2 separate regions of the Homo sapiens genome follow, and region 2 is linked to region 1. A link is a contact called in ENCODE Hi-C or POLR2A ChIA-PET data. All regions are on one chromosome and are shown on one strand. Each heading gives the region's core, a stretch centred on a gene start or an enhancer-like site at or near the end of the contact. The rest is flanking DNA. Distances are from core to core; before and after follow the strand shown. Region 1 holds the start of TPM2 (tropomyosin 2). Region 2 has its middle 6.9 kb from the start of CIMIP2B.

Region 1 (4,382 bases), core at 1,011-3,510:
ATTCTGGGGACAGCATTGGGGGTTGGGAAGAATCACTGTGGGGGACATTGGAGTACTACCCTAGAGAGAGGTGAGACTGTAAAAGAAAAACTCTGCATGATGGTGGGGTGACAAAAGACTCTGGAAAGTTTGGGAAGTCCTGGGGTCCTCATCATGGGACTGATATGTGCCATTTCCTGCCTCTCAAGCTCTTCCCAGTTACGGGGGCGGCTCTCTAACCACAGGACAGGCACTACTGTCCCCATTAGAAAAATGGGAAGCAAGAGAGAGGGAGAAACTGAGGCACCATGTAAGTTGAGTGCTGTGTTCAAGGTCACCAGGAAGCTTGGGCAGTCTTTCCTATCTGCTCCTGGTGCTGCGGCTCTGCCTCCCCAGCTCTGTCCCTGTCCCCCCTGCCCCTCCAGCCCCCACCAGCAACTTGGGTTTCCAATCTTGCCTCCAGCTGCACTGGGCCTTGGTTATTTATAGAGTGTCAGATGCCCAGGGTTGTCTGTGCTAGCAGCTGCAGGTCAGCTCCCTCCCAAGTGCCAGGACTGGTGGAGAACCAAAACTGGAGGCTGGAGGTCACAGAAGCCCAACCCCTGGGGGGCTGGGAACATGAGCAGTCGACACAAACAGCTATGTCATCTCTGATGTTCAGACCATGCTTTATGCTAATCTAACCATAGGTTCATCTTAAAACAATCCTGGGTGGAAGGAAGATGGGGAAACTGAGGCAGAGAATGGGGAAACTACCACCACACCAAAGCCATATGGCCATTCTCCTACCTTAAGCTGGGGGTTGGGAATGGCAGGAAGTGAAGTCTGGTTGGGGTTGTGGGGTGGGCAGAGAAATCTCAGGGTAAATGACCTGCCAAGGTAGCTGCTTTGGCATTTGTGGCCCTGTCCCTCTGCCCTGTGGCCTGGCATGGTCTCCAGGCTGACAGCTTAATGAGGGTAAATGAGGAGCCATTAGAACCTGAGCTGGGGCCCCAGGGCACAGCAGGGCTGCTGAAGCCAGAGGTCAAGGCCAGGGAATTTCTAATGGCCCCTTAGGGTTGTAACTCAAGTGGGGTCTCATCTCTGGATCCCTCTCCCTCCTCCTGCAGGCTAGTACCTCACATCCACATCCCCCCATCCCCAAACGGCTGCAGTCTCCTCTCCAATTTCAGCTGGAGGATTAATTGAGGTAGATGGTAAATTCTTATACCTTCCACCCCCACAATGACTCATTGCTTGATCACTGTACATTCTAAAAGCTGGAACCAAACAGAATTACAGGGCTAAGTCCTCTGGGGGAAGTGGTAGGTGGTTTTGATTTATCCACTGTCTTGGATTACTTGTGTAAGTTTACCCTAGCCCTGGTTACTGAGATGAAACCATTTCTCTCCTGGCGCTGGGGACATAAGGGGATAAGGTGCCCCAATCCTCTTATTCCCATACCCGGGGGGCCCCTTCCCAGAGCCCTAACTCCTCCCATTGTCCCCCAAGTCCACACTCACATCAGTGGCCTTCTTCTCGGCCTGCTCCAGTTTCTCCTGGGCCTCCTTCACGGATTCAGAATACTTTTCCACCTCATCCTCTGTCCCCTTCAGCTTCTTCTGGAGGGCCTGCTGCTCCTCCTCCAGCTGGGACAGAGGGGACTTGGTCAGCCAGGCTGGGAGGGGGCCCAGGCCCAGAATGGAGACGCGGTGTGTGTAGGGGCGCTACTAAGATTTGGAGGCTACTGGGATGGAAGCGGAATAACATAAAAGGGACAGTACAGTCAAGGGTACTGGTGGGACCCGTTGAGGGTACAGAGAAAACTTCAGGCCCCAAGGAGCAGGACCAACCGCGCTCTGCAAAGGCAGAGTGGAAACCAGGGGCCTGGGGCTTCCCCAGGCTATTGTAGGGGAGAGAAGCGGCTCTGGCGAAGGCCCTGAGGGTACTGCGAAGGCCCAGCCCCCACCCTGGGTGAGAGAGAGCCTTGGCGGGCAGGCCCGGGGCTGGGGGACCCATGGCAGCGGCCCACCCTTGCCCTAGGCGCGGGGAGAGCAGGCTGCACTGGGCCCGGCCCTAACCTGCTTGCAGCGGTCCTCAGCTTGCTTCTTGTCGGCTTCGGCCTGCTCGGCGCGGTCGATGGCGTTCTCCTTGTCCAGCTTCAGCATCTGCATCTTCTTCTTGATGGCGTCCATGGCTGCGGTGGGGGGTGGGCCGGCCGGCAGGCGGTGAGGACCGGACGGACTGGGCTGGGTGAGCGGACTGGGTGCACCGGTGGCAGGCGAGGAGGACGGAGCGGGACTGGGACGTCCCGGCCACGCGGGCGCCTAAAAGGCGGGGAGGGACCGGGCGGGGCCGGCAACCAGGACCCTCCCCCACCTCGGCCCAAACCTTGTAGGGGCAGAAGCACGGCCCGGCCGGGGGGTGCGGCCGCCCCCTTCGCCCACCCACTGGGGACCGCCTCCCTTGGGGTCCCGCCCCCATCCCCCTCTTCCCTGCCAGCCGTCGGAGGAAAAAGTGGCCGACGGTCGGCTGGAAAAACCCCGGCGATGCGAAGGGGAGGGGACCCTTGGGCTGGGGGCTCCGTGCTTCCTCTGAGTGACAGCCGGACCCAGTGGCAGCTGCGGCTGGGGCCCCTGGGGCTATTTCGGGGCGTGAGCTCACGGCAGCTGCCCGGGCGCAGGGACCGGCGTGCCCCCCCTCAGCTGCAGCAGCCGCTACCCTTAATTTAGAAGTTTCCTGCAAATCCCCCCGGATTAAATGTCTCTCGGGAGGCGGAGCTCCTCGGCAGTTTGAGTGCCTCAGTTTACCCTGAGTCCCTCTAGGTTTGCGTTATCGACGTGGTGGTAGTAGCGGAGTCTCATCGGGAGCTTGGGGAAACTGAAGCAGGAAGCGAGCCCAGAGCCCCGGTCGCGGTGGGGAGTGTGGCCGGGCTTGCTGCCCCCAGGACCGGCCTGACCTCTCATCCCCTCGCCTCCCCTCCCAGCCCCTGCCCCTGGAGCCAGGCCCTTCCTGCGAGCACCCGGCGGCTCAGGACCCAGCTCCCCGCCCCGCCCCCCACGTGCCCCGCATATTTTCCACGCGGCTGCGGCCAGGCTGGTCACCGCGCGTTCCCCGCCCCCGCTCCCACCCGGACGCGTCCCGAGCCCCTCCGCTCCCCGCCCCTGGCTCCGCCTGGCCCCACTCCCCTCCGCGCGCCTTCCCTCTTCTCCCCCGCTCCCCGCGGACGCTCCTCTCTTTCCCAGTGGGCCAACTTTATGCTGAAATTTCTTTTCTGCCCTTTTTTGGGATGTTTCCCCATTGGGAGGCGGAGCCGGGCTGCGGCGGGGAAGGCGGAGGGCGAGGGGAAGAGTCACTGAGCTGCGGGGCATAGGGGGTCCGGGGCGAGGTGCCTTCTCCCACCCAGGCCGCCAAACCAGCGCCGGAGCCGGGTCGTGGGGTCTGGGAGTCGGAGGCGCGAGGCGCGAGGGTGTTTGTTTTCGTTTTTCCCTGGGGTGGGGTGGGGGGAAAGGAAGTGGAGAGCCGCCGGGAGGAGGGGGAAGGGGAGGAGAGAACAAGCGGAGGAAGCCGGGAGGGAGCTGCTAGCCTCGCCCCCACCCTCCAGTCATAGAGGGGCGGGAGGCCTGGATTTTGCAGTGGGCTGGGGACCGTGGGAACCCGAGGCCGCTGGCCGGGGCGGTGGGGAGGTGGCGTGGAAATGCATTCAGATCTGTTTAGCTGCCTGCTAGCCACACGGAGAGCAACCCTGGCCTGACCTCGCAGTGTTCCTCTAACTCCGTGGAAGACGCCTCATCCACCAGTAGCCTATGCTAGACCACTGGGTATCCCCTGCCCTTCGCGTCTCACAACCACCTAATCCTGGAGAGGCTGCCTTCTACCAAGGAGGTTCCTCCTCGGGTCGGTCTGGGCTGGCCTCTGGCCGCGCCTTATGTTTTCTTCAGTCTGTTTTGTAGTCTTACTTCTAGTTCCTCAACTCATTCATTCATTTGACTGTCCCATGACATTGTTGTCAAATATCTTTTTAAAAGTTAATGCGAATATTATCTAAAATTCTCCAAAACCCCTCCCTAATCCCTGTCCCCCCACCTTTTTTGAGACGGGAGCTTGCTAGATTGCCCAGGCTGGTCTTGAACTTATGGGCTTAAGTGATCCTCCCGACTCAGCCTCCTGAGTAGCTGGGATTACAGGCGTGCGGGCACCCTGCCTGTTTTGAGGAGAAAAAAAAAATCCACATTTCTTAATATGGTATAGAAGGCCCGTTGTTTTGGCTGTTGCCTGCCTCTCTGGCCTCATCTCCTTCCATGCCCAACCTCACCCCCAGTATTCATACTTGTACCTCATGCTGCATTCATAATGAGCTACGTGCAGGAGCTGGAAATAGCCATACTTTTCTTAAAGCTTCCACAGTTTATGCATTCTGTTCT
Region 2 (4,849 bases), core at 1,294-3,793, 120 kb before region 1:
AACAACCAACCTAACACTTAGACATTTAAAAATACTCCCTTGAGCTGGGCGTGGTGGTGCATTCCTGTAATCCCAGCTGCTTGGGAAGCTGAGGCGGGAGGATGGCTTGAGCCCAGAAATTTGAAGCTGTAGGGCGGCGCTATGATCACATCTGTGAATAGCCACTGCACTCCAGCCCAGGCAACACAGTGAGACCCTGTCTCTTAAAGAAATAAAAATTAAAATTAAAAAAAAAACAAAAACACCTTAACCCTTGGGGCAAAGAAAAAATTCCAGTTATACACAATTATTTATAAATAAATGAGAATTCAATCAAAGATGAATTCAGAGGCAACTTTTAGCCTCAAACACATACTGGCCTCATGATTAAGAATATAGACTTGATCCTGCTGGGTGTGGTGGCTCACACCTGTAATCCCAGCACTTTGGGAAGCCGAGGCAGGTGGATCACAAGGTCAGATCAAGACCGTCCTGGCTAACACGGTGAAACTCCGTCTCTACTAAAAATATAAAAAATTAGCTGGGCGTGGTGGCAGGCGCCTGTAGTCCCAGTTACTGGGGAGGCTGAGGCAGGAGAATGGCGTGAACCAGGGAGGTGGAGCTTGTAGTGAGCTGAGATCGCACCACTGCACTCCAGCCTGGGCGACAGAGAGAGATTCTGTCTCAAAAAATTAAAAAAAAAAAAAAAAAAAATATATATATATATATAGGCTTGATCCTGGCTCCATCACTTATGAGCTGTACAACCTTGGGCAAGTTAGCAAACCTCTCTGTATCTCTTTTTCCCTCCTCTATAAAATGAAAATGCTAATAGTGTAAGGATTAACTTAAACGGTACAATAAAGCACAATAATAAATAAACTATCAATATCATTACTAACAAATGTTCTAGTGGGAGCTGCTCTAAGAAACAATTGCCTACCTTGGCTGGTCCAAGTAAAAGAAGAAAGCCAAGAGTGGAAGGAAGAGAGGATATCTTAAGAATGGATAGATTTCCTGAGTATCCAAGGAAGGAACTGTATACTGTACAGACTGCCATATAGCTAGGCCTCGTGAAACGGGAATTGAGAACGTGAAAGTGAACAGGAGCTGAGGCAGCTATTTTCACTCTCACCCTGGGGCCAGGTGCTTCTCTCTGCACATCTGCTCAACTCCGTCTGTCTCTATCTGTCTCTCTCGCTCCCTTTTCCAAATGGACTTGTCACTATTAGTTTCTACTCCCTGATAACTCTGGTATGCATGTGTTCATCAGGAAATTTCTACACCCCACATCCCCCATCATCTCTACAACAGTGATTGCTTAAGCAGAGTGTGCTGCAGAATTACCCAGAGTTTCGATATCAAACCTATAGAAAAGTTGCAAGACAAATGTCACTTTTACCTGACTTACCAGTTGTTCACATTTTGCAACTCAGAAGTATAGTCTCCCATGCGTCCCAGAAGGAAAGAGAAACAGACACAGGTGAGCATCACCATCCTGACCTCACTCATCTCTCTCGGCCTGGCCTCACTGCAGATGCAGAGGCCACCACCTCAACCAGGCAGCTGGGGAGGGAGGAGGGCATGTGTGCAGACCATGATGGCTTCAGCAGGACAGGCTGCAGACAGACTAGCCAGGCAAATGAGTCTAAAAGCAACTAGCCAGCTAACTAAATTAACTAGCTAATAACTAAGCAGTCAATTCAAAAGGCTAGAAAAAGAAGAACGTCATAAAGCTAACAAATATAGGAGAATGAAACTGATAGAAACCAATAAATCAGAAAACAGAAAAACAATTGAACTGTTATAAGAGTTGTTTAAAACAACAACAAAACAAGCAAACTGCTGGCAAAGTTAGCCAAGAGAAAGACTATACAACACCCCTAACAGATTGAGGAAGTGGCTAAAAACAGGCACATAGGAATTTGTGGGGGGTTTTTTTGTTTTGTTTTTGTTTTTGAGATGGAGTCTCGCTCTGTCGCCAGGCTGGAGTGCAGTGGCGCAATCTCGGCTCACTGCAACCTCCGCCTCCGGGGTTCAAGCAATTCTCCTGCCTCAGCCTCCCAAGTAGCTAGAATTACAGGTATGCGCCACCACGCCCAGCTAATTTTTGTATTTTTAGTAGAGACAGGGTTTCACTATGTTGGCCAGGATGGTCTTGATCTCTTGACTTCGTGATCCACCTGCTTCGGCCTCCCAAAGTGCTGGGATTACAGGCATGAGCCACCGCGCCCAGCCAGGAATTTGTGTTTTAACTACAAAAGAATACTAGTGAAACTCTATATAAATAAACTAGAAAATGTCAATAAGAATGAATATTGTCTTGGAAAATATAAATCAAAATCAACTCAAAATGATGGAACATCTGAATAAAATAACAATAGAAAGAATTGGGCCAGGTGCAGTGACTCACATCTGTAATCCCAGCATTTTCGGAGGCCAAGGTTCAGGATTGCTTGAGCCCAGGAGTTCTAGACCAGCCTGGGCAACATAGTAAGACTTCATCTCTACAAAAAATTTTTAAAAAATCAGCCAGGCATGGTGGCGTGTAGTCCTAGCTACTCAGGATGCTGAGGTGAGAAAATCACCTCGGCCCAGGAAGCTGAGGCTGCAGTGAGCCATGATTGCATCACTGCACTCCAGCCTGGGTGACGGAAACCCTGTCTCAAAAAGAAAAAGAAAGAATGGAAAAAGTGGTCAAGTAGATGCCCCTACCAAAAGACCCACACGCCACTTGATTTACAAAATTAGCAAAAACTTAATTCAAGACAACAAATTCAATACCTAACAAACCTCACACAAGTTCTACAGATAAAAAATGCCACCAAATAAAACATCAAACTAGCAACAGCAAAAAAGCAGGATGCTTACTATCACTGTCATCTTTCCTCCAATTCATAGCAGATGCCAATAAAGGATCCCAGTCCCCTTTCTGAGATCTTCCAAGACTCTGCAAGACAGCATGTTTTGAGTGATTTCTGCCAAAGCTTCAGATGAGGGGAGTGGTGGCAAATGTTCTGCTCTTTATCACCCCTGAATTGACTGACAGCTCAGTAAGGGCAGAAACCATGTCTGTCTATCTTGTTCATGATTATATCCTCAGCATCAAGCACAAGTGTCTGGCACATAGTATGAACTACACAAGTCTAGTAATATTGTAAAAGAATAATATACATTAAGACTAGTAGAGCCAAGTGTGGTAGCTCATGCCCGTAATCCCAGCATTTTGGGAGGCCAAGGCAGGAGGATCACTTGAGCCCAGGAATTTGAGATCAGCCTGGGCAACACAGTGAGACCTTGTCTCTACTAAAAATAAAAAATTAGCCAGATGTGGTGGTACATTCCTGCAGTCCCAGCTACTCAGGAGGCTGAGGTGGGAGGATTGCTTGAGCCCAGGAGGTCAAAGCTGCAGTGAGCCATGATTGTGCTACTGCATTCCAGTCTGGGAAACAGAGAGAGACCCTCAAAAAAAAAAAAAAAAAAAGAGACTAGTAGGATTTATTCCAGAACTACCACAGTGATTAAACTAGAAAATTTCTTAGTGCAATTAACATATGATAAACCAAAGGATATAAAAGCCATTTGATCACCCTGGCAGATATTGGAAAGGTATTTTATAAAACTAAATATCTACTTGTGATTCTCCTTAAAAAGGACTTTTAGTAAACCAGGAATATAAACATGATAAAGAATATTTGAAATGAATAGCCAATATCAAACTATATCCAGAAGAAACATCAGAGAGAGGACTGGGAAATAAATCTTATCTGTTGTACCAAATCAAATCAGCTATAGTCACTTATGGGAATGTTACTGGGGAGCTTCTGAAACAGGGCCATAGCTTAGCAGGAAAAGGTACTAAGAAGGATTAACTATGTTTGTTTGCCATGGGCATAAGATGAATGCCAGCATGTCGGATTCATAGTCCTTCACTTTATAAAAGTCAGAACCAAGACAAGAATGCTCATTATCACCTTTACTATTCAAAGTTACTATAGACAATGCATAAAACAAAAATAATTAATAAGAACCATAAATATTAGAAAGAAAGAAAAGAATCATCATCGGCCTAACTACAAAATCCTGAGAAGCAACTGAAGAACAATGAGAACTAATAAGAGTACTGTAAGATGCTTATTACCTGAAAAATATATTCAAATATCAATAGCTTTATTAGGCAGCATTACCAGTTAGATGACACACTGGAGGACTTCCACTTCCAGCATTATGGCAGATAGTTCAGAAGATTATCTGCAGCAATCAACTATATATTACATAGGTCATGTGAGGTGTTGCAGCTCTCACAAAGAAAGGAGTCTTCAAGAACATACCTTCCCCTCAAAAATAACACAAAACAAAAACAATAAAACGTAAGGACAGGTGTGGTGGCTCATGCCTGTAATCCCAGCAGTGTGGGAGGCCAAGGCAGGCGGAACATTTGAGGTCAGGAGTTCAAGACCAGCCTGGCCAACATGGTGAAACTCTATCTCTACTAAAAATGCAAAAATTAGCTAGGGGTGGTGGCACATGTCTGTAATCTCAGCTACTGGGGAGGCTGAGGCAGGAGAATTGCATGAACCTGGGAGGTGGAAGTTGCAGTGAGCCGAGACCATGCCACTGCACTCCAGCCTGGGTGACAGAGTGAGACACTGTCTCAAAGGAAAAAAAAAAAAAAAAGGTCGAACTCATAGAAGCAGAGCAGAATGGCCATTACCAGAAGCTATGGAGAGACAGAAAGGGGGAGGTATTCATCAAAGGGTGCAAAGTTTTGGTTATACAAGAGGAGTAGGTCCTAGACATCTACTGCACAACATTGTGCTTAGAGCCTATAGTTAATAATATTGTATTATTATAAAATTTTTTTTAAATT

The links. A loop is a pair of places that touch in the nucleus more often than their neighbours do. ChIA-PET counts read pairs that join two places held with the same protein, here RNA polymerase II (POLR2A). Pooled maps may share reads with other maps.
Region 2: a pooled map shows a loop between it and region 1 (2.1-fold over the local background). The contact joins the enhancer-like site here to the promoter of TPM2 in region 1. A Hi-C loop is called at or near these places in 1 of 168 maps with a recorded cell type or tissue (ascending aorta) and 5 of 50 pooled maps. POLR2A ChIA-PET finds 5 or more read pairs at or near these places in 2 of 52 experiments (BJ and activated CD8-positive, alpha-beta memory T cell).

What each region holds. Positions count from the first base shown.
Region 1 is chr9:35,687,665-35,692,046 of GRCh38, forward strand. It overlaps TPM2 (tropomyosin 2), which reads right to left and starts at 2,261. Exons shown (of 9, transcript NM_003289.4): 1 at 2,040-2,261; 2 at 1,482-1,607. The coding sequence starts at 2,153. RefSeq lists an enhancer at 226-703 and a silencer at 3,599-3,678.
Region 2 is chr9:35,568,313-35,573,161 of GRCh38, forward strand. No RefSeq gene overlaps it. Among named protein-coding and RNA genes, the nearest start is that of CIMIP2B, 6.9 kb to the left of the region's middle. RefSeq lists an enhancer at 1,161-1,320. Within about 2 kb of position 2,544, at least 5 of the 41 ENCODE cell types and tissues checked have a DNase peak (open chromatin) inside an H3K27ac peak, as active enhancers do.